Regions from separate parts of the Mus musculus genome. Here all the other regions are linked to region 3. Evidence: chromatin contacts called from ENCODE POLR2A ChIA-PET data. All regions are on one chromosome and are shown on one strand. Each heading gives the region's core, a stretch centred on a gene start or an enhancer-like site at or near the end of the contact. The rest is flanking DNA. Distances are from core to core; before and after follow the strand shown.

Evidence for each region. ChIA-PET counts read pairs that join two places held with the same protein, here RNA polymerase II (POLR2A).
Region 1: POLR2A ChIA-PET joins it to region 3 with 20 read pairs in embryonic stem cell. The contact joins the promoter of Sec24c here to the promoter of Vcl in region 3. POLR2A ChIA-PET finds 5 or more read pairs at or near these places in 3 of 5 experiments (Patski and embryonic stem cell).
Region 2: POLR2A ChIA-PET joins it to region 3 with 17 read pairs in embryonic stem cell. The contact joins the promoter of Zswim8 here to the promoter of Vcl in region 3. POLR2A ChIA-PET finds 5 or more read pairs at or near these places in 3 of 5 experiments (Patski and embryonic stem cell).
Region 4: POLR2A ChIA-PET joins it to region 3 with 15 read pairs in Patski. The contact joins the promoter of Ndst2 here to the promoter of Vcl in region 3. POLR2A ChIA-PET finds 5 or more read pairs at or near these places in 3 of 5 experiments (Patski and embryonic stem cell).

Annotation. Positions count from the first base shown.
Region 1 is chr14:20,671,833-20,676,936 of GRCm38, reverse strand. It overlaps Sec24c (Sec24 related gene family, member C (S. cerevisiae)), which reads right to left and starts at 2,616. Exons shown (of 23, transcript NM_172596.2): 1 at 2,549-2,616; 2 at 780-979. The coding sequence starts at 951.
Region 2 is chr14:20,705,595-20,710,782 of GRCm38, reverse strand. It overlaps Zswim8 (zinc finger SWIM-type containing 8), which reads right to left and starts at 3,231. Exons shown (of 26, transcript NM_027996.3): 1 at 2,727-3,231; 2 at 1-146. The coding sequence starts at 2,934.
Region 3 is chr14:20,927,283-20,932,269 of GRCm38, reverse strand. It overlaps Vcl (vinculin), which reads right to left and starts at 2,872. Exons shown (of 21, transcript NM_009502.5): 1 at 2,582-2,872. The coding sequence starts at 2,749.
Region 4 is chr14:20,733,272-20,738,541 of GRCm38, reverse strand. It overlaps Ndst2 (N-deacetylase/N-sulfotransferase (heparan glucosaminyl) 2), which reads left to right and starts at 3,980. Exons shown (of 15, transcript NM_010811.2): 1 at 3,980-4,327; 2 at 4,898-4,992. It overlaps Camk2g (calcium/calmodulin-dependent protein kinase II gamma), which reads left to right. Exons shown (of 21, transcript NM_001360186.1): 20 at 1,039-1,283; 21 at 1,690-3,669. The coding sequence ends at 1,271.

The DNA of each region.
Region 1 (5,104 bases), core at 1,367-3,866, 260 kb after region 3:
ACAGAGTTTGGCATCCTCTACCTCTTCAGCCAGCACAACCAAAAGTCTACTATTAATAACTTTATAAGATGTGCCAGGTTAGCATGTGGAGGGCCAGCTACCTTTCTTGGAAAAGTAATATCAAACAAAGCTGAGGACTGGCAGCAGCGTAGCTCAACACTAAAGCATATATACACGGGGCCGACATTCAACTCCTCCCCAAGAGATACACAGAGAATCTAATGCAACACAAGAGTCTCTTATTTCACTCACATCACACAACATTCAAGAAGAGGAAACCCAAGCAAAGGAAAATAAAGACAGTAAAAGATCCAGGGAGTACCCTATGTCAAGCATACAAAAACACTTTTACACTCAGATTCATTTACACACATATGTGTCCCAGAGTAGTATTATAGTAAGAACCAGAAGTCAAATAAGAGGCATTTTCAACACATATGAGGAACAAGTGACTTCAGGGAGACAAAGTCAACAGGCAACACAAGAGCTATGACCACAACCCTTCCATCCAGCTCTCAGTAATACAGTAACAGTAATGATGCTGTCCAGGGTGACACCCACCAAAGTGAGCTGTTGCTGAATCTGGAAGATGCATTCTTCCTAGGTGGCTTAGGTAGAACAGTCACATGTAAAAACGAGGCGAGACAAGACTATTCCCAGGGCCTTCATTTTCAAAGAGTCAGACTCATGTTCCTCAGTCACAGGACCTAAGCAGCTTTGTTAAAGCAACACAATCGAACCTGAAGACTGCTCATTCCCTTCCCTAGCTCAAAACATACCTTGAGGAGGTGCCTGCTGATAACCTGGCACTGGGCCATTGTAGGCTCCATAGGGAGTAGCAGGGGCTGCAGGTCCTGGTTGCCCACCATAACTCGACTGATGATACCCTGGGTAGATGGGCTGGTTCTGCCCATATGGTGGAACAGGTGGAGCTGACTGGTTGACATTCATTATGAGAGCATCCCCGATTTGATCTCACCTATTGAATGAAGGAAAAGAACGAAATCAGTCAAAACAAACTTTCTACGGAGGGAGCAACTATTCAGGGAAGGAAGGAAGAGATGAAAAGGGATTGACCTTATCAGGCTGTGATCAGTTGAACTATTCCCACACTACTACAGGATCTCAGAAACTTCCTGCCCCGCCAGTATGCAGTCACTTTCTTCAAAGCAAGGGTTTTGTTACTGTGAACCCCATGTTGTGTCACTGCCAAGAAGGTATAAATTTCAACTTCAGACAGACTTAATGGAACAGAACAGCAGCAGCCATTCTCCAGTGGTATGACTTTCAGTGTCCAGGCAGTCACACAGAGTCCTCTGCCTGATAACTACCATGATGTTACAGGTAAATAAAGCAATGTTTCCACTTTCCATTCATTGTATCTACCACCAAGTCATCCATTCATCCCCCAAAACAGAATAACTTCAAATGTACTAGGTTTTGTTCAAACACACACACACACACACACACACACACACACACACACACACAAAGAAAAACTGTAAAGTAGCTATTTGGGAGAAACAGTATTCTTTGTCTGACCTACAATAATCCAAATGTTACTCTGACCCCAGTCTTTCCATGAACAGAATGTATTAACCTCACAAATGAAACATTTAAGATAAAAAAAAAGTAGCAATATTCCATGGCAAAGGTCATTCATCTCATGTCTCAAGCAGAGGACTATGGGTATTCTACATCCAAGAGCATGCCTGTAATTGTTTCTGTTCTAAGGTTTGTTTGATAGGTCGCTATCAAACTATTGCAATCTTGCCCAGGAACAGAAGGATGAGTTGGAGGTCCTTTTCAGGGGTCATTCCAACAAGGGGACTGGAGATCTAAACATCCTTCTAGTTATTATACAGGCAGAAGAGGCCCAGGAAGAGTGAGACCTCCTTTCAGGTGCTGCAGTAGAACAATAGGTTTCTCTTTGCTAGGAGAGCCCAGAAGCTAAACCGCTGCCGGACTGAAAACTCTGTAAAGTCAAAGCCATTTTAGAACAGTCCTTCCAAACGCTAAACGTTGCACATGCCACCAACATCAAGCCTGGGAAACGTCCCTCTCCCTTTAATTTCCTGAAGGAGGCTGAGGGACCGAATAAGCTCAGAGTCAAACTCCAATCTTGACTCCATTCTAGGGGGATAGCCGAGGGTGACAACCGAAAGGGGCGGGGCAAGCTTCCTAGAACTCTGAAAGTACCCGAGATGCGGAGGCTTGAGCGCTCCAGAGATCGAGATCCGGAAGCCAAGCCAGCCTCTAGGGCCACGAAGAGGGCCGGTTCACTAAGCAGTAAAGACCAATCCTCTAATGCCCTTCAACATGCTGGGAGGGCGAAGCGAGCCGGAACCTGGGCCAGGAGGTGAAGGGAGGGGTCCGGGGACCTAAGACCGATCGCCGGCCACAGATGCGAGAGGTGAGGGTCTCTTTCTAGGCCCCGCCTCCAGGCTCCTCCCTTTCCTCTAAAACCGGACAGCGATCAGGCCAAAAATACCCTGGCCTCTCCTCAGCATTCCTCCCCACCACGCAACCTCGCGATGCCACTCCTCACCCGGCTCCAGATCCAGGTTCGACTTCGTTCCTAACGTCAAGGCTCCCAGGCTCAACTTCCGGTTCCGAGGGGGGGGGGGCTGGCGTGCCGTCCCCGGAAGTTCCGCCCCATGCTCTAGGGCTAGGCCACTCCTTCTGCCACGTCGGCCTTAGGCACGCTTCCGGAAACCCGGATGTTGCGCATGCGTATGTGGTGTATCCCGTCATGGACGCAGTCTGTAAAGTATTGCTGAGTTTCATGCTTTTTTTTTTTTTTTTTTTTTTCTTTCCTTTCCAGATTTTTCCACATTTTCCAGACTTTTTTTATGGCTTTACCAGCTGAGAGGGTATTGAGAAAACTAGGTCAGATTATTTTTAGTAACGCTCCCTTCGTCGTGTGTTGACTTTAAGGACAGCTAGTCTTGTATCCACTTCCTGTTAACCTTTCACCCCGTTGATTTGCGTCCCTACGGTAGAGCTCACCCTGACCTTTGAGCCACACGTGGTAGTGGTAGGGTGGGTTCTAACCCTCGACTTTGGGCCGATTAGTTCAATGTTTGGACAACTTCTGCCCCGGTTTACTTCTTTAATGAAAAGAATTCGTGTCGAACAGTGAATTGGGATGAATTTAGAGACGTTTCCTAAGATTGTTCAGTATAATGTTTATTCAATAAAGATTAGTTACCATTTTATGCCTTGCCCTTTTTTTAATAGAGGTAACTCTACCAGAATATAAAGACCTCCCTGCTCTCTGTTAAAAGAGCTACAATTCTTTCAGTAATCATAAGACTCTTCAGAGAACAATGTTAACTAATAAATGATTATTGCTCTTTTATCCTCTAATCAGTTTTTTGAGACTGGATCTCAATTTATAGGCAGACTATCCTGAAACTGGATATATAACCCATGATCACCGTGAACTCCCACTTTTTATGCTTCCAACCTCTCCGTTGCATGCATTGGAATTCTTTCTGTGCTGTTATGCTTTAAGCACTTCTTTGGGCCAACTTAGGTTCATGAATAGAGTAGGCAAACTGTTTTGTGGGGTTTTTTCCTACGTAATGGTAGTTACACAGTAATGCATGCTTAGAGAAAAATGGGCATTTAAGTTTGCATGTCAGTTACTAACCAGTCAGTTGTTTCTGTCTAGCTTGTTTTAAAATGTCTTATGTATGGGTGTTTTGCCTGAATGTGTATCTGTGCACTTTGTGACTACAGTACCTGCAGAGGCCAGAAGAGGGCACTGGATCCCCTGGAACTGGAGTTAACAAATCTTGTAAGATACATGGATGCTGGAAATCAAACCCAAGTCACCTGGAAAAGCAGCCAGTGTTCTTTGTCACCAGCCCTGTTTCTATCCACTTTTAAAATACTGTCCGTGGATCCTAGTATCAGTATCAGCTGAGACTTGTTAGAAATGTAAATTAATATCTTTCCTATTTATTTGGGATTTTTTTTTTTTTTTCAGAGACAGGTTTTCTCTGTGTAGCCCTGGCTGTCCTGGAACTCACTCTGTAGACCAGGTTGATCTTGAACTCAGAAATTCACCTGCCTCTGCCTCGCAAGTGCTGGGATTAAAGGGTACATTACCACCACCACTTTTATCCACTCTTATGACTCTCTCTCTCTCTCTCTCTCTCTCTCTCTCTCTCTCATAGGAGGTCTCACTGTATAACCCTCCTGAATTCATTGTGTGGATCCAGCCGGTCTCCAATTCACAGAGATCCTTCTGCTTCTGCCCCCAGCGAGCTGCGATTAAAAGCATATGCTACCAAAGCTGACTAGAAATGTGCTCTAATTCACCTACATGTAGTTCAGTTTTGGGGACGGGGCTCAGCAAACAGTACTCCATTACACCAAGCTTGACAAATGACTCCCTCCTGGTTGATTCTCTTGCTGACTAACAGTTGTCAGTTTAAGAATTTGCCAAATGCAGATAACATTTGTTGAGCACTTGAGCTGCCCGAGCTTGAGCCCTCCCTCACCTTAGCATTTCACATGATTTATCCCATTCATATTTCATCACACCATAAGGAGGCAGATATAATCTGTCTTGCTTAAAGTTATGCACTCCTAATAAGAGCTAAGATTCACAGCTTAAAGATGGAGGCTATAAATTGCATTTTAAATTTTCCTATAACTCAACTTTGCACTTAGAATGGAGGCAGAGACAGGAAGATCAGAACCTCAGGCACACCTTGTTTATCACAAGTTCAAGGCCAGATTAGGCTATATAAGACCCTGTCTTTTTTTTTTTTTTTTAGATTTATTTATTTTATGTATGAGTACACTGTAGCCATCTTCAGACACACCAGAAGAGGGCATCAGATCCCATTACTGATGATTGTGAGTTACCATGTGGTTGCTGGGAATTGAACTCAGGATCTTTGGAAGAGCAGTCAGTGCTCTTAATCTCTGAGCCATCTCTCCAGCCCCAGACCCTATCTTTAAAAACAAAGTTCAAGTTTAGCTTGGGCTGTGTAGTGAGAGCTTGTCTCAAAAAGGTAAATAAATAAAGAGAAAAAACTGTAGGTGTAGATGGAGGCCAGTATAGGGTGCTTGCCTGGTGATTGTTCAG
Region 2 (5,188 bases), core at 1,982-4,481, 220 kb after region 3:
CTCTTCATTCTCAGGGAAGCTCCAAAAAGCAATTCGGAGTTGGAGTTGTTCTGGCACTGGAGGATAAACTTTCTCTACCACTTCAAATGGGATGTGAAATGCCACCTGCTTTGCTGACAGCTCCACCAATGGGATTACCAATCCATCTTCCAAAACACAGATTGGGATGGTGGAAGAGAAAGGGACAGAATTATTTTGCAATAATTATTTGGAACCAGTGCCACACCCTGGGCACCTGTGCACGTGCGTACACACTCACACCCTCTTCTTGTAAATACACATACACACACATACATATATATTTGTTTGTTAACTTTTTTGTTTTTGTTCTTTAAGACAGGGTTTCTCTGTGTATACCTGACTGTCCTGGAACTCACTTGGTAGACCAGGCTAGCCTTGAACTCAAGAGATCAGCCTGCCTCTGCCTCCCGAGTGCTGGGACTAAAGGCATGTGCTATGACACCCAGCTATGTTCTTAAGTTTAAATGTTATATTTTTATTATATGTCTGTGTGTGACTTCGTGCGTGTGAGTATAGGAGCTCGTGGAGTGCAGAAGAAACTGTCAGATCCCCTGGAGCTGGGATTACAGGTGGTTGTCAGCCATCACACACGGGTGCTGGGAATTGAATGAAGGGCCAAGAAAAGAGCAGCCAGCACTCAGACCCCTTCTTGTTAGGTATAATGACCCTTAAAACTCCTTTTGGGAGAGGGGAGATGGGCATTCTCCAGCCGCACACAGTCAGGTGGCCAGCCCTGGCCCAGAACAGAAGATACCAGGGAGATTCTAGGAAACTTCTGGCCAGATAGGTGTGTTCTAGGACTCGAGTGGGTGTTCCATCTCCTCAGTACCAAGTTTCCCACATTCTCCGTTTGGATTCCTATTACACTGCACTGTCTCTTTGGCATTCACCTCTGGCTGCCTTTTTACTTATCACCTTTTCTCTCAATGACTGCAGGGCCCCCACTAAGGAGGAAAGATGAGCCAGAACTCAGAAAAATTAGGGGCCCCAAGAGGCAAAAGAGCCTACAAGGCCCACACAGCCTGACTTCTCATCCTCAGAGCCAGGGGGAGCTGAGTACCCTGGGGCACCTGGCTATTGTGCCTGAGCTCCCCTGGAACGGGAAGGAGTTAGCACTCGAGGTTTTTCTACACTATTTTAACAAAAAGCAGTAGTGATATAACAGACTACAGACCTCACAGCAAACAGTTACATTAGAAGACTGATTAAAAAAAAAATCACAGAACAGAAAAGAACCTTTTAAAAACAACAGCAACCTTTTTAAGAGCAAGCAACTGAAGGTGGCTGAGGAGGGCATGGGGAAGAAATGGTATATTCAGTCCAGATGTGAAGGTTGTTAAGGGAGGGTTAAGACCCTTCCAAGCTGTACAGCCAGATCCTCTCAAGAGGCTAGCAGGCAGGGAGGGAAGAGAGAGGGCAAAGATCTTAACCTATGCTGGACCGCACCAACATGGTGAAACTCTTTCCCTCCATGTTCTTAGTTACTTCCCCCAAAGTGAGAGAACCCACATTCTCACATATAAAAGAAGCAGGGAGATCACAAAAGATTCCCATTGACGCTGCTGTGACCTGCACATGTGTGTGCGCGCGCACACACACACACACACAGATGCTTTCTCTCCTAACAGAAGCTGAATACTACCCTCCCAGAAAGTGGCATAGGCGAATTCCTCTGGATCCTAAAGGGGCACCAGAAATCTCTGCAGCTTGCAGAACAGGTCTTTTGGAATGGCCTAGCTAAAACACATACATTAACCCTTTCAACTACTGAAGAAAGCCAACTTGCACCAAGGCCCAGGGCAAAACCTGCCTTGGGCTGAGTAGGGAAAAGATTCTAAGCCTCTGGGTTTCTTTCATCTTTACTCTCCTTTCTACCCGCTCCAAAAGCAAAATTCTCATAGCACTAACACATGACTTCACATGACGACCAAGAATGAAGGGAACACAAAGGAAAGGTGCTTCATGAGGACAGCCCTCCTCAGACCTCAGATATAGAAGTCCAAGGCTCCACCCACTGGTCCCAGACTTTGCTTCTAACAGATGCCAAGAGTCTGGTTTAACCCTATGAATTATAGCATCTCTTCTCACAGGCAAGTTCACTTCCACGTTCCTCTTGGTGGAATACTTTCTTGGTGCAGTTTATGAGGGGAGATTAACATCCTGGAAGCAAAGCAACCCATGCACCATCCCATAGAGTGACACACCTCACGTGATCACCTTTTAACAATCTGCGCCTAACCGCATTCTCTCCTGCCTACTTCTGGTATACTAAAGGCCAAATTCCGTTAAGCATTCTTAAAACAGAGAAGGGGTATTCTCCCGTATTTGGTCTCTAAGGCGTAACGGAATAACAAAAGATCTTTCTGGCCAAGCCAGGATGTTCTTTGCCACAACACAAGCTTATGTGAACGCGCGCCAGTGAGTGTATTCATTCTTCCTTCTCTCTCTCTGTCTCTCTCTCCTTCTCTCTCTCTCTCCTTCTCTCTCTCTCTCCTTTCCTCTCCTTTCTCCCCTCTATATCTTTCTACCCCCCACGCCCCGGCTCTGCTGTTAAGATGCCACCCCGTCCCTGGAAGGCCAGGGAAGCGAGTCCTGAAGTCTGCTCTAAGCTTGGGACAGCTCCCGGTCCGGACAGCTCCCAAGCAAGGCCCAAGCGGGACCAGCTTGCTCCCCTCCCCCTCGCAGTCTTCCCCGCTCATCCTCACCTCGCGTTCTGGTACCGCCACTGCCACCTCCGCCACCGCCTCCAGTGGGGGAATTGGGCCCCGCTGACTGTTTGCGCCATCCTCGCCAGTTCTGGCAAAGGCTCTCGGCCTCGGAAATGAACGAACAGAGTGAATCCTCCTCAAAGCGGTCGGAATCCTCAAACGAGAAGCGCTCGCCGTCCTCCCACTCCGCGAACATCAGCTCCATGGGGCCCGCACCCCCCGGGGCCGGGTCTCCCCCCGCGGATCCGGGGCCTGGGCCGCCGGCCGGGGACTGAGGGGAGGCCCGGGGCCTGAGGGGCGAGCCGGGGCTGGGGGTGGCCGGGGCGCTCAGGGCGGCCGTGCCGGGCAAGGATCTCGGGCCTGGGAGGGACACCGGGCCGGGCCTCACCCAACAGCGAGGTGCGAGCGGGGATTGTGGCCAGCCTGCGAGACTCGAGGCCGGGACGAAGCGCTGGGCGGCCAGGGCCTCTAGGCGGCTGCGGCGCCGCCTCCCCCATCAGCTGATCCGAACTTCCGGCCGCGCCGGCCATCACTACTTCCGCCCTCGCGTGCTCGAGGACTGGACCGCGTACGGGCGGGTGTAGGGGACATGTGTGTGCACTGCCTGCAGTTTTCTCGAGCCCACTCTCACACACAGCTCCCAAAGGAATAGGAACGGGTCACAGATTCCAGCAATTACTTGGTACCCATAGTGTCCCCAAAGAAGTGGACACCGTTCACATCGAGAATCGCTGGCTGTCAGGGGACCGTGCAGTGACCATTGGATAGGTTATTGTCACGCTTCGGGGCTAGGCCTAGGCCGCATTGCCTTCTGGGAGTTGCAGTCCAAAGCCTATAATCCAGCCACTTTAGCTTTCTAAAGGGGAGCGCCAGGAAAGAAAGCATTTGATTTCAGGAAATGGATGGATGTCCTTTTCCTCCGTACTGCTTTTGAATCTGGGGATTTTTAATCTGCGAGTGTGCGTGTGCGCACGCGATGAAGACCTTTTATCAGTATAGTGAAGTCCGTGGATGCCTTTCACCTTGCCTGATTGTTTATGAATTACACATTAATTGGGTTTAAATACAATTATTGAGACATATAAAACAAACGTGTTACGTAGTACTGTTTATTTATACATTAAAAGCCAAGATTGGCAGGGTATTTAACTCTTACATTTTTGGTTGTGAACCCAGCCTTTGTTGACTGAGCCACCTCTTCAGCCTCTGCAGGGTATTTAATTGATAATGTTTGCCTAGCATTTACAAGGCCCTGGGTTCTATGCCACCACCCTTGATTATTTTATATGGACACTAATGCTACTGTCGATTGTATCGTTTAACCCTGACTGAAATGCTAAATTTCAGCTATGGCTAGATATATTTCTCCTCATCCCAGTTGACAGACTTATTAGGCTAATGGGAATCTACTGACCCTCCTTAGTCTAAAGTATCCAAAACACTGAACTTCTTCATGTAACTAAAAGACCCAGCTTGCAGAACCAGGCAATTATAGTGGAATACACGACTATAGGGAAATCTAGCTATTGAGAGATGAGGAAAGACCCCTCTTCACTGCAGTAATTATCACACCTAGACCATGGAGAACTCTCATTTCTATACCACATTAATACTATAAGCTACTGCTGGGCAGCGGTGGTGCATGCCTTTAATCCCAGCACTTGGGAGGCAGAGGCAGGCAGATTTCTGAGTTCGAGGCCAGCCTGGTCTACAGAGTGAGTTCCAGGATAGCCAGAGCTAAATTTTAAACAGAGAAACCCTGTCTTGAAAAAAAAAAAAAAATTCTATCGGCTATTAAGAAAAGGCTAATTTGGTTGTGCCTGGAGGGGCAGAACATATATAAAATCTCACACAATTATTCCTACTACCAGAGGACAGTAAATACTATCAGCAAACCGGAGAATGTAAGAAAAAAAAAACAACAACAGTAATTTACAGTGAATTGCCCACCAAATCTTAGTCATACCACTTGGGAGAATTAAGTGGAAAGTCACTGAAATATTGAGACATGATAATCTACTCTACCTGATTATTTAATAGAAAAAGGAAATAGTTGCCAGAGGGGACAGGAAAAAAAATTACCTTCACATTTCTTAGGTAAAAGTTAATGACCAAATTTATAAATAGTACTGCTTACTTTTACATTAAGCAAGACTGGGCAGAGTATTTAAATCATTGGTAATTTTTACTTTTAATTTTCTTTGGGGGGGGGGGCGTTTCACTGTGACATGTTTTCACTGTGTAGTCCTTGCTGTCCTTGAACGCTTTTTAGACCAGGCTGGCTATAACCCGGAGACTTGCCAGCCTCTGTGCTGGATTAAAGGTGTGAGCCCACAACAACCAGGCTGTTTGCTTTTTTTTTTTAAAGCAACTCTTTTTTAAAAATGATTTTTGTTTTGTTTTGTTGAGGGTCTCTTTATGGCATTGCTCAGAGATCTGCCTGTCTGCCTGCCTGCCTG
Region 3 (4,987 bases), core at 1,623-4,122:
AGCCTCCTAAAGTAACCTGCAAGAAACATTCTGATTAGATGGATTCCAATATTTGCTCAAAACTTAGTTCCATTATTTTATAGACACGACATGAGTTTTGCAACCCTAGAGTTTTATTATCCAGTTACTATTATTTCTCTACTGTGTTTATAGTTAATTCCTTTTCTAGTCTTCGTGCAGCCTTATGAGCCTCCTAGCCTAACTTCACATGGTTCCTCTTCCTTTAACCCTCTATTTATTATTAACCAATCTGTGTGTCAACGCTGAAGACTGGAACTAGGGAAGAGGAAAAAAAGTTCCACTTACATTGTGTTTTCCTGACAGGAGTTAGGAACTTGAGATGTGTAGAGGATCCATACATTTATGAAAACAGTTGATGGGTCCTCAGGCCTCCCTAGAGCCCATGTTCTTCCTCACACACCATTCTTCCCTCCCACTCCCAACCAACTTGTGCATCTTATTAAATAAGACCTTCTGCTAAACTACCCATATACCATTCACTGGCTTCGAGTCTGATTTCTTTAACCTGCAATCAAGACAATCTACTTAGTGAAACCTGGTAGCACCTTTGTTTATGACTATTTATCAGCCCAATCCCCTCCACGGATTCAACTTTAAATACCTTTTATAGTTAGGAAGTATGCAACTACATGTATTTTTTTTCCATCTTATATCTGCCCTTGTTTCTTTTGTATGTCTCCTAACTATGACCATCATAACCACCTATGGAGCTACTTTAAAAAACAGAAAACCTTTACTCCTGGAGATCCTTCAGTAAGTCTGGGATGGGAACTGGAAACAGTCCTATCTACAAAGCCCCATTGGTGATTCTCATGCACACCCTGAGGGCCACTAATTCATTCCAATGCTCTTTATACAGCACACATTCAGTGCTTACTAATTCATGGCCTGGGAGCTCATAAATGACTTCTCTCTAAATAGCCTAACCAGATATCAACCAAGCCCTTGACTACACCAGCTGTGTTCCAAGTGCAACATGTGGGTTTAAGATTTCCTATCCTCAAGTGCTACATGGAGGGACACCATTACCTTGTCTCTTTACATTGTTTCCCATTTGTTGAAAAACCAGAGGCCTGGAATGCAGCCATGTCAGACAACACTACATAAGAATGTACTCTGGGGTCTAAGATTAAAATTAGCTACAAAGAGAACAAGAACAAGATAGACAGTCTGAATGAGTACACTGCTCCTACTCAATAGTTTCTTACTTAATCAGTACAGAAGAACAGAAATTTCAGTCCCTAGTTCCGCCCTCCCTTCTCTCCCTCCCTCCTCTCCCCTCCCCCTCCCCCTCCTACTTGCTGCCACAGGTCTCCTAAAATGCCTGAGACAGTCCCAGGCCCCTGAAGACCCAGGAAGTCATTTCATGCGTTAAAGTCCTATAATCCGATAAATAACACAAGCCCCACCCGACAGACAGTTACCTATCAACTACCCTGACACACCATTTACACAGCTTGGTTCGGAAAGCAGTATGAACTTTTTCCTGAGTTGTTCTTCACAGGGAACAGCAGTCTGAGTCACACCCAGCCTGGAGCAAGTGTGACATTAGCCAGGGTACAGTTACGAGACTAGTCTCTCTATCTCTTTTCCCATTTCAGAAGTGGGCTACAAAGATCGATAAATAGCTAGGGGCAGGCAGAAAAGTGTGGACTGGCAAAGAACGCCCTAGCCTTCCCCTCAGGCAGGGGCTGCAGATCCCAGATTCCACAGGCCTCTCACAGCAGCTCCATCTTGCTTCCTGCCAGAAGGAGGGGCAGAGGAGGAGGCCCCCCAAATCTGGAAAGGCCCCAGTGAAAGAAAGCCATTTGACAGCAGTAAAGATGGATAGACAGCTTCATGGAAGGAATAAAATGACGGCCATGGGGTCAGGCAGAGGGCAAGCAGGGCTCCTGGTTATGAATTACTGTCTAAAGGTGCTAAGAGTCCCCGGAGGTGTGAGCAAAATGCCCCGAAGGAAAGGAGGCGGCGACAGAGAGAGGAAGAAGCCAAGCAGTTGGGTAGAAGCGACAGACACCAGGATCCCAGGGGAGGGTTGGGCAGGTGGGTCTCAGGGGACAGAAGTATTAGAAAGGCGAGCAGCCCGGTGCAAATAAGAATCCTTGGAAGTTAGGGCAGGGAGACCATAAGAGAAACCACCCACAGGTTGGAGAGGAGAGGCCTAAAAAGGAGCTAAGAGCAAGGTACTCAACGCAAGTGACGCGAGCCTGCCCAGGGGAGGGACCGTGAGACAACCTAACGACCATTTCTTGGGCGCCTACTACGGGCACACACACCCTAGGCACTTCACAACTAAAAGCTCGCTGACTCTTCACAGCACAGCCCCAAGGCAGGATTTCTCACACAAGTGTCCCATTTTATAGATGAGGAAACTGAGGTCCCCGACAGGCTCAGTGGCTTGCTCAAGGTCACAGCCCAGAGAAATCGGCATTCGAAACCACGGCACCTGCCCTGGAGTCCACCCGACGCTCCAAGCGCCTGCGAATGCAAGCAGCGAGGCGGACCGGGACCCTGGGGACTTCTCCCGCCCGCGCTCCCGTCCCAGGCCCGGCGCGCTCACCCGGACGAGGTTGCTGACGGCCGCCTGCACGGCGGCTACGGGCGCGGTGAGGTCAGGAATGGCTTTGCCGTCCACCTCGCCCTCCTCGTGCATAATCACCAGGTGCGAGATCTGCTGCGCCACCGGCTCCAGGATGCTCTCGATCGTACGCGTGTGAAACACCGGCATCGCGGCGGCTAGCGGGGCGGCGTACCGCGGGCAACAGAAAACTGGGATCCGTAGGGCCGGGAGCCGGCGGCGAGTGACTGACTCGGAGCGGCGACTAGAGTCCGGGCTTCCCTCGGCGTAACTAGCCCCACAGGCGCCCCGCCCTCTCACGTCGCCGCGCCCAATGGTAACGCAACTCAGAGCCGGACTGTGGCTCCTATTGGTCTTACTTCGATAAGCTCCGCCCCCAAGGCAGAGCCGCTAAGGTCCCGCCCCGCCCCCATTCCCAAGGGAGGGGCCTGGGATTGGGGCTGCGCCGCAGGGATTGCGACCGGATTCCCGAACCCTCTCGCGGGGCGCTCCTTATAAGGGCATAGTGGGAGCGGAGCGAGCGACTGCACTGGACTGGCCCCGCCCCCAGGAGCCGCCTCCCGCCTCAGAGTGGCGGAGCTCCGCCCCTCCGCAGGATCACCTCAGTAGGGCGGGATATCCTCACCTCAGGCAGCGCCAGAGAGAGGGGACCTCGGCTTCCCCCGGTCTCCCCGCAGGGTGCTCCCCTTTACCGTCACCGGACGCAGTCAGAACACTGTTCCGTCACCTCCCAGTAATTCACGAGGAAGTAAAAAGATCCAGACAACAAAAACACACCGAGAAACATGAGTACCCATTGATTTGTACTATCTGCCCTCGGATAGTCACAGTTAAGTTTGGTGTGGCACTTTCTAGACCTCCGTGTACACGTTCACTTGCAAATACGTGTTTTCTAAATAAATAGGAACGTTTCCGTAGAACTAGAGACTTAATGAAATTTACCTGCTAATCTTTCGCTTTTGGTGAGTAGAAGTCTGTCTGCCACCTTCTGTTTTAGCGACTGGTATCCCATTTTTGCAAATCTACTTAGGTCTGGTTCCGTTGCTAAAATGTTTGCCTAGAATGTAAGAAGCCCTAGGTTTGATTCCCAGCACTACGCAAAATCAGCCTTGATAGAGTGGGCCCGTATACCAGCAGCACTAGGGAAGTGGATCAGGGGTTCAAGGTCATACTCCACTACAAAGAAAGTTTGAGGCCATCCTGGAGGGGTAGTCCTTTTGTGGTTGTGATGAGCATCTATTTGTAGTTACAACAGCACTCCAGAGGCAGGGTTAGGAGGATCATTTGAGGAAGGAGTTCCAAGCCAGTCTGAGCAACATGACAAGACCCCCATCTCAAAAAAAAAAAAAAAGTGAAATGAAAATTCAAAAGTGGATACTTTTTAACAAGTCTGTAAGTAGGGCCAAATTGCCCAATCCCCTCACCACATTTAAGACATCTGCATGTTTTCCTAACCTCAAGTTCTCTTGCCCAAGCTTCCTCATTCTGAGAGGAAACACATTCATTAATGCCTTCAAATGAAAGATCCTCAAGTCAAAGAAAAATGTTTCTCAGGATGTCACATTTTGCAGAAGGCCAAGCCACATGTTGTCTTACCCAGCTCTAAAGTTCTGTGTGTCTAGCAGTACATACCCCCGTTTCTGCTCTGTGGTTACCAAGTCTTGAACTTTCTCTTGAGGTGGGGATGAGCTCAGTTGGTAAAGAGCACTCGCCTACCATGCACAAAGCTTTAGTACTTGCCTACCATACACAAAGCTTTAGGTCAGCCTCTAGCATCACAAAACAAGGACATGGTGTTCATACACACCTATAATTTTGTCTGTCACCCAGGAGTTGGAGGCAAGAGGATTAGAAGAAGTTCAAGGTCCTCCTCGGCTACCTAGCAAGTTTGATGACAGCCTGGGCTGCTTGAGACACTGACTCAAAAACAAAACAAACAAAACCACCTTAATAAATAACCATGAATGCAGAGGCTCTGCCTCCAACTGAAACAAAGCTGTACAGGAGGGAGCTCATTTCTGTCTGCCTTTGATAAGAGCTTCCTGGGCCATTCAACGTCAGACTTCTTTCTCTGGAGTCTCTCAGTTCATCATTGTGTTTTGCTTATTACTTAATGACCTATCTCCTGGACAGAGGGATTTTGGGGTTAACTACAAACCTTCCCAGAACTTGGGAACCCCTCCACTCCACTAACTTGTAATTCTTCTCTTAGTTGCTAGGAAGAAAGAATCCAAGGCAGGTATTTCCCATAGGCCTCCTTCCTTAAGCCCATAGCAAACGAGTGATCTTCAAAAATAATTTACCCTCATTGACTCCATCCTTAAACATGCTGTGGCATTGCTACCGTTTTGGAATGGCTATCACCGTGCTTCATCCCTAGACACTGGA
Region 4 (5,270 bases), core at 2,731-5,230, 190 kb after region 3:
AGCAAGTAATAATGAAGGTCTGTGTCTGCAGGGTTCACAATAAAGGAAATTGCGAACAGGATAAGAATGTGTAAGCCAGTAACAGAGCAGTAATGGTGAACTGTGAGGTCAGAGATTGTGGCAAGGATGCCCTGGACACGGAGGGGGCCGAGCATCTGGATAGGGGAGGTCTATAAGCTCCTGCAAGTGCCAGAACGGAATCATCACGCCCTCCATCTCTACCCTCATTCTTCAGTTTCCCATCTTCTTGTCCACTTTATCCCTCGTGTCTCTGCTCTGCCCTGGGTTTTATGTTGTGGCTGTTTTCCCCCACTGACTCTGTGCATGTGATTGTCCCACACTGTAGCTGCCTTCGTAATCCCTTAGCTATCTAAGTAACGCTAGTAGTCAGAGCAGTGTTTATCTTCGTTCTAGGGGAGGTCTCTTGCAGCCGCTGTAGTACTGGAATGAACTAAAGGGAATCAGACATATGCTGAAGTGCCAGTCCAGCTCCAGAGAACCCTGGGAACTTGGGGGGATCCTGAGCTGGGCGCTTTGGAGATTTCAAACTTTGATGTGCCTTTTCTTTTTAAGTCACAAATTGATTTTGAATGTATGGCTCTTATGATTTTTCTCTTCTAGCCTTAGCTAGGGGCAAAATAAGTTTAGAACTTTGAAACACCAGCCTAACCAAGTAGAAAAACCACAGGTTTTATTAGAGCCACATGGTCCTTAGTTTAAATATCTTATTTGATTTGAGTCTTTTTTTCCCTTCATATAGTGAAGAAAATATCAGTAAAAAATTACATTTCTCTTGCATGTAAAACCTCCGCATAATACCTGATGAAGTGTGGTTGCTAGACTTGTTACCCACATTCTCTTCCTTTTGGATGAAACTAATGCAATGGAGGATCGTGGCCTCTGTGGGGCGATGTTGGGGTACTTGGGGATTCTAGAAATGGCTGCTGGAGCTAGAGTCAAGAAGGTGCAGCCTGGCAGAAAGGTGAGTGTCCAAGCCTAATGCCTGATACCTCCCCTTCCTTGCCCTGCCCCCTGCAGTCCTGTCCAAGAACAGCAAGCCTATCCACACCACCATCCTAAACCCTCACGTCCACGTGATTGGGGAGGACGCAGCTTGCATCGCCTATATCCGGCTCACTCAGTACATCGACGGGCAGGGTCGGCCTCGCACCAGTCAGTCAGAGGAGACCCGGGTGTGGCACCGCCGGGATGGCAAGTGGCTCAATGTCCACTATCACTGCTCAGGGGCCCCTGCCGCACCGCTACAGTGAGCTCAGCCACAGGTGCTCCTTGTTGGGGAGAAGGGACTGGGAAGGGGAGAGATGGCTTGAATAGCTGAAGGGTAGGAGGTGGCTCTCTAGGAAGAAGTACGGGCCCTCCCAGAGGGGTGGGACAGACTGGGCAATGTAGTTTTGATAAGCTATGCTCTGTAATCAGACAGACTCCAGATTTGGTGCAAGCGTTCTTCCCCTGCTGAGCCTTAGTTTCTTTACTTATCAAAGGATGGATGGTAAGGATTAAGATACCATATTAAAGCACTGAGTAGGCCCTCAAATGTGAGAGTGCTGTGTTTAAACGTTAGCCTCTCCTGTACCAGTCCTCTCAAGGACACAGCCAAGTGTGTGCTGTGAATTACCTGTGTTCTCACCGTCCTCTTCTGTCTGTCCCACCTCCTCTTCTGTTTGACAGGGGCATTAGGAGACTCCAGCTGGAGGTTGAACCTTCGCAGCCAGTGACTCTGGAGGGCCTGAGTGACAGCGGCGGTCCTGTTCGTTTGAGGTTTAAAACAATTCAATTACAAAGCGGCAGCAGCCAATGCACGCCCCTGCATGCAGCCCTCCCGCCCGCCCTTCGTGTCTGTCTCTGCTGTACCGAGGTGTTTTTTACATTTAAGAAAAAAAAAAAAAGAAAATAAGATTGTTTAAAAAAACGGAATTCATACCATGATGCGTTTTAAAACAACTGATAGCCCTTGGCTTGCAAGGAGACAGGAGTTTGTGTGATGCTCATCCAGGCATGAACAGTGGGCTCACCCACCAGTATTGAAGAGGTGAGCTTGGCCTCAGGCCCCCATGGATTCAGGGGGACCAGGCAAGGACTCTTGACAGAGCTTTGGTCATGGACAAAGCCATGGTGTGGTTGCAGCCCCAGAGGTGGCCTGATCACCCCAGTTCTAGGAGTGGACTTCGTCAGACCATGCATTGACACCTAGTATGAGAAAGACGCAAACACCGTGGCCGCTGGACCTACATTGGAGAGAATGCAGCACTGCCAGCCTGCTGTGTGTGGAGGCAGCTGTGAGGCGTGGCCTCAGGACTGAAAGCCTGGACTTTGCTGTACCGGTCCAGTTAGCGTAGACAGGAAGAGAATTGGTGCTGCAGAAGTGTGTCCGCCAATGAGAAACCTCGAGTTCGTCTGACATGCACTTAACTCATCCATTTCTAGAGGATGCACAATGCACGTGGGCCTGAGACTGAGGCCCGATTTCTGCTGGTGGAAAGGGGGAGGGATTGCTACTTTGTTTCCTGTTGGTTTTCCTGACATAACAAGGAGAGATCCAGAAGTCGTTGGCCAGGGCTCCTTTTGCCACTTTTGGCAGTTGTTTGTGTGCTGATCTGGACCATCTTTGTCTTGTATTTTCATGGTGGTGGTCCCCATGCTGACCCTCATCTAGGCCTGGGCCCTCTGCCAAGTGCCCCTGTGGGATGGGAGGAGTGAGGCAGTGGGTAAGAGTTGGTGGTTGTTTCTATGCATTCTGGCTGCCCTCTGGGCTGCCTCCCTTCTTCCCATGCTGCACGCCCAACTCTTTCCCTGGGTTTGAGATCGAACTGACTGCTTGGGTGAGAAGTGTCCTCTTTAAAGAGGCTCTTTATTGACCAACCGAAGTATAGACTTTTCTGCTGGACAATCTGCATGGGCATCACCCCCTCGCCTGCATGTACCCACAAAGGGGTCCAGAGCCAAGGCTCCTGCATTCATTGTCCCTCTCTGTGCTCAAGGAGGTCCATTCCAGGAAGAAAAGGTCTGTACCTTAGGCAGATAACAGAGAAGATAATGGAAGAGGCAATTGGTCATAGTCTTGGTTCCCTCCCACCAAACAACTGCACATTATCTGCATTGGGGGGGGGGGTAGATTTCAGCTCCTTGGGTGACCTTCAGGAGGCACAGGAGCTGGGAAAAGAGAACTACAGAGTATGGAGCCAGCTGAGAAGAGAACAAACGCATGGGTGCTGGTGCTTGAATTTAGCCAGGCTCCTCAAGCACTTGTGCATGCCTCAGACCCTGGACCCTAGACCCTTCCTGCCCTGCAGCCTGCAGTGCCAGCCAACAGATACCTTCATCACAGGGTTTGGTTTTGCTGGCTTGAAGACAACAAATGGTCTTAGAGCTCTTTGAGACCCATAGCTTCATGTGGCTGCTCCAGCCCCACTTCTTAGCGTTCTTACTCCACTTCTGGGGCTAATGTCAGCATCTATAGACTATTAATAGACTATTTAAAAAACAAACCACCTTTTAAACAGGAAATGGAAGGCATTTGATGCAGAACTTTTGCATGATGACATAGAAATAATTTAAAATAGTGTTTGTTCTGAATGTTGGTAGTCCCTTCATAGCTTTGTTACAATGAAACCTTGAAGATATTTAATAAAATAACCTTTAAACAGTCCATTGTGTTATTGCTGTTGGAGGCTCGTAGCCGTGGGCTTAGATTTTAGCAGCCTGCGTGACAAGGCTTCACTAGGAGACGAACATCTTTTTGCCCATTCCCTTGGGGAGCAAGGAAGAAAACTTCTCATAAACTCAGCCTGGGCTGCTGTATTGGGGGGTGGCAGGGAGGAAGTAGCCTCTTAGGCGGTGGGCCGAGTCTTCGCCCCGCCCCAGGCGGAGGTGGCCCCGCCCTTGGTACGCGGGCTCCCTCCTCCGCGGGTCTGAGTGGACAGGCCTGGGCCCTGGGCCCGCCCCGACGCTCCGCAGACTGTGCCACCCGGCGTGGAGGACGGGGTCCACCCTGGTGGGCTGAGCGCGAGGCCGGAGGGCTGGGAGGCTGCGGCTGGGCTGAGCACTGCGGAGGGCCGTCGGCTTATCCCAGGTCCCGGTCACGCAGCGGCCACGCTCGGGGAGCGCGCGGACCTGAGCGGGCACCACGAGCCGCAGCGCGCCGCCTCCCCCTGGTGGGAGCGGTACTTGAGCCCGACTGCGGCGGAGCGTTCGCTCGGAGATGGCGGAGCCGCCGCGACGCGGCCCGAGGCCCCGCGAGCAGGGAAGCCGGGCAGCCCCGGGACGCGGCAGGGCCCGGGGACAGCGGGGACGCCGCCCACTCCACCGGGTGAGCCATCTTTGAGAGCAGTCTCCCGTCCACGGTCGCCCTCGGTTTTCGCGATCAGACTTCCTGCGAGTGTCGCCACCGAAACCACCCGCAGGGTCGTCCTGGGCGACCACCCATCTGGCCCTGTGCACCCTGCCCCGAGTCCCAGCCGCTGGCCTCCCCTCAGTTGCCTTATTCTGGCCACTCCGCCCAGGGCACACGGGGTTCTTAAACCCAGTGCCTGTCTGGATGCCAACTCTCGGCCGCACCCCTGCCCCTTTCCCTCCAGCTCCCCCACCTGTGGGCTCCCCATTTCCCGTAGTTCCCGCAGGAGGGTCCTTCTATCCTCAAGGTCAGGTCCTTCCTCCCACAGCGTGGCCCCTGTTGTTTATTCCAGTGGTGGGCCCACACCTCCAGCCCACCCTGACCCTGTATTTGCTGCCCACTTTGGCAGACGACCCTTAGGTTTCTCCTTCCTCAGAAACTTTCCACTGCCACACACATGTTCTTCCTCCAACTTAGTCATCCCACTGCTCCCCCACCAAAAGTTCTCACATGATCCCCTCTCTAAATCTCACTGGCTTCCTCTAGGTATGAAGCTAAAATACAGTGGTTACAACACAGGAGGTTGACAGGCCTGACCTTTGAATCCCAGTTCATCCACAAACGGAGCTTTGTAATCTCGGGTAAGTTACTAAACTTCTCTGGGCCAGAAATTATGCGTGTGTAAAATGGAACTACTACTAGTTATATGTGTTTTCATAACTGTTAGAGCTGACATTAAATACAGGTGCTTCTTGCATTTACTGATAAACTTTTAAGATATCCTAAACTACTGACCACAAGAGCTTATCAGTTTGTGCCCTCTGCTCAGTGACGCCAGTTGCTTCACCTTCTGTTTGTGTGGCTGAGCAAGTACTTGCAGTGTGTCTCAAATGAAAAGTATTGTTGGGGCTGGAGAGGT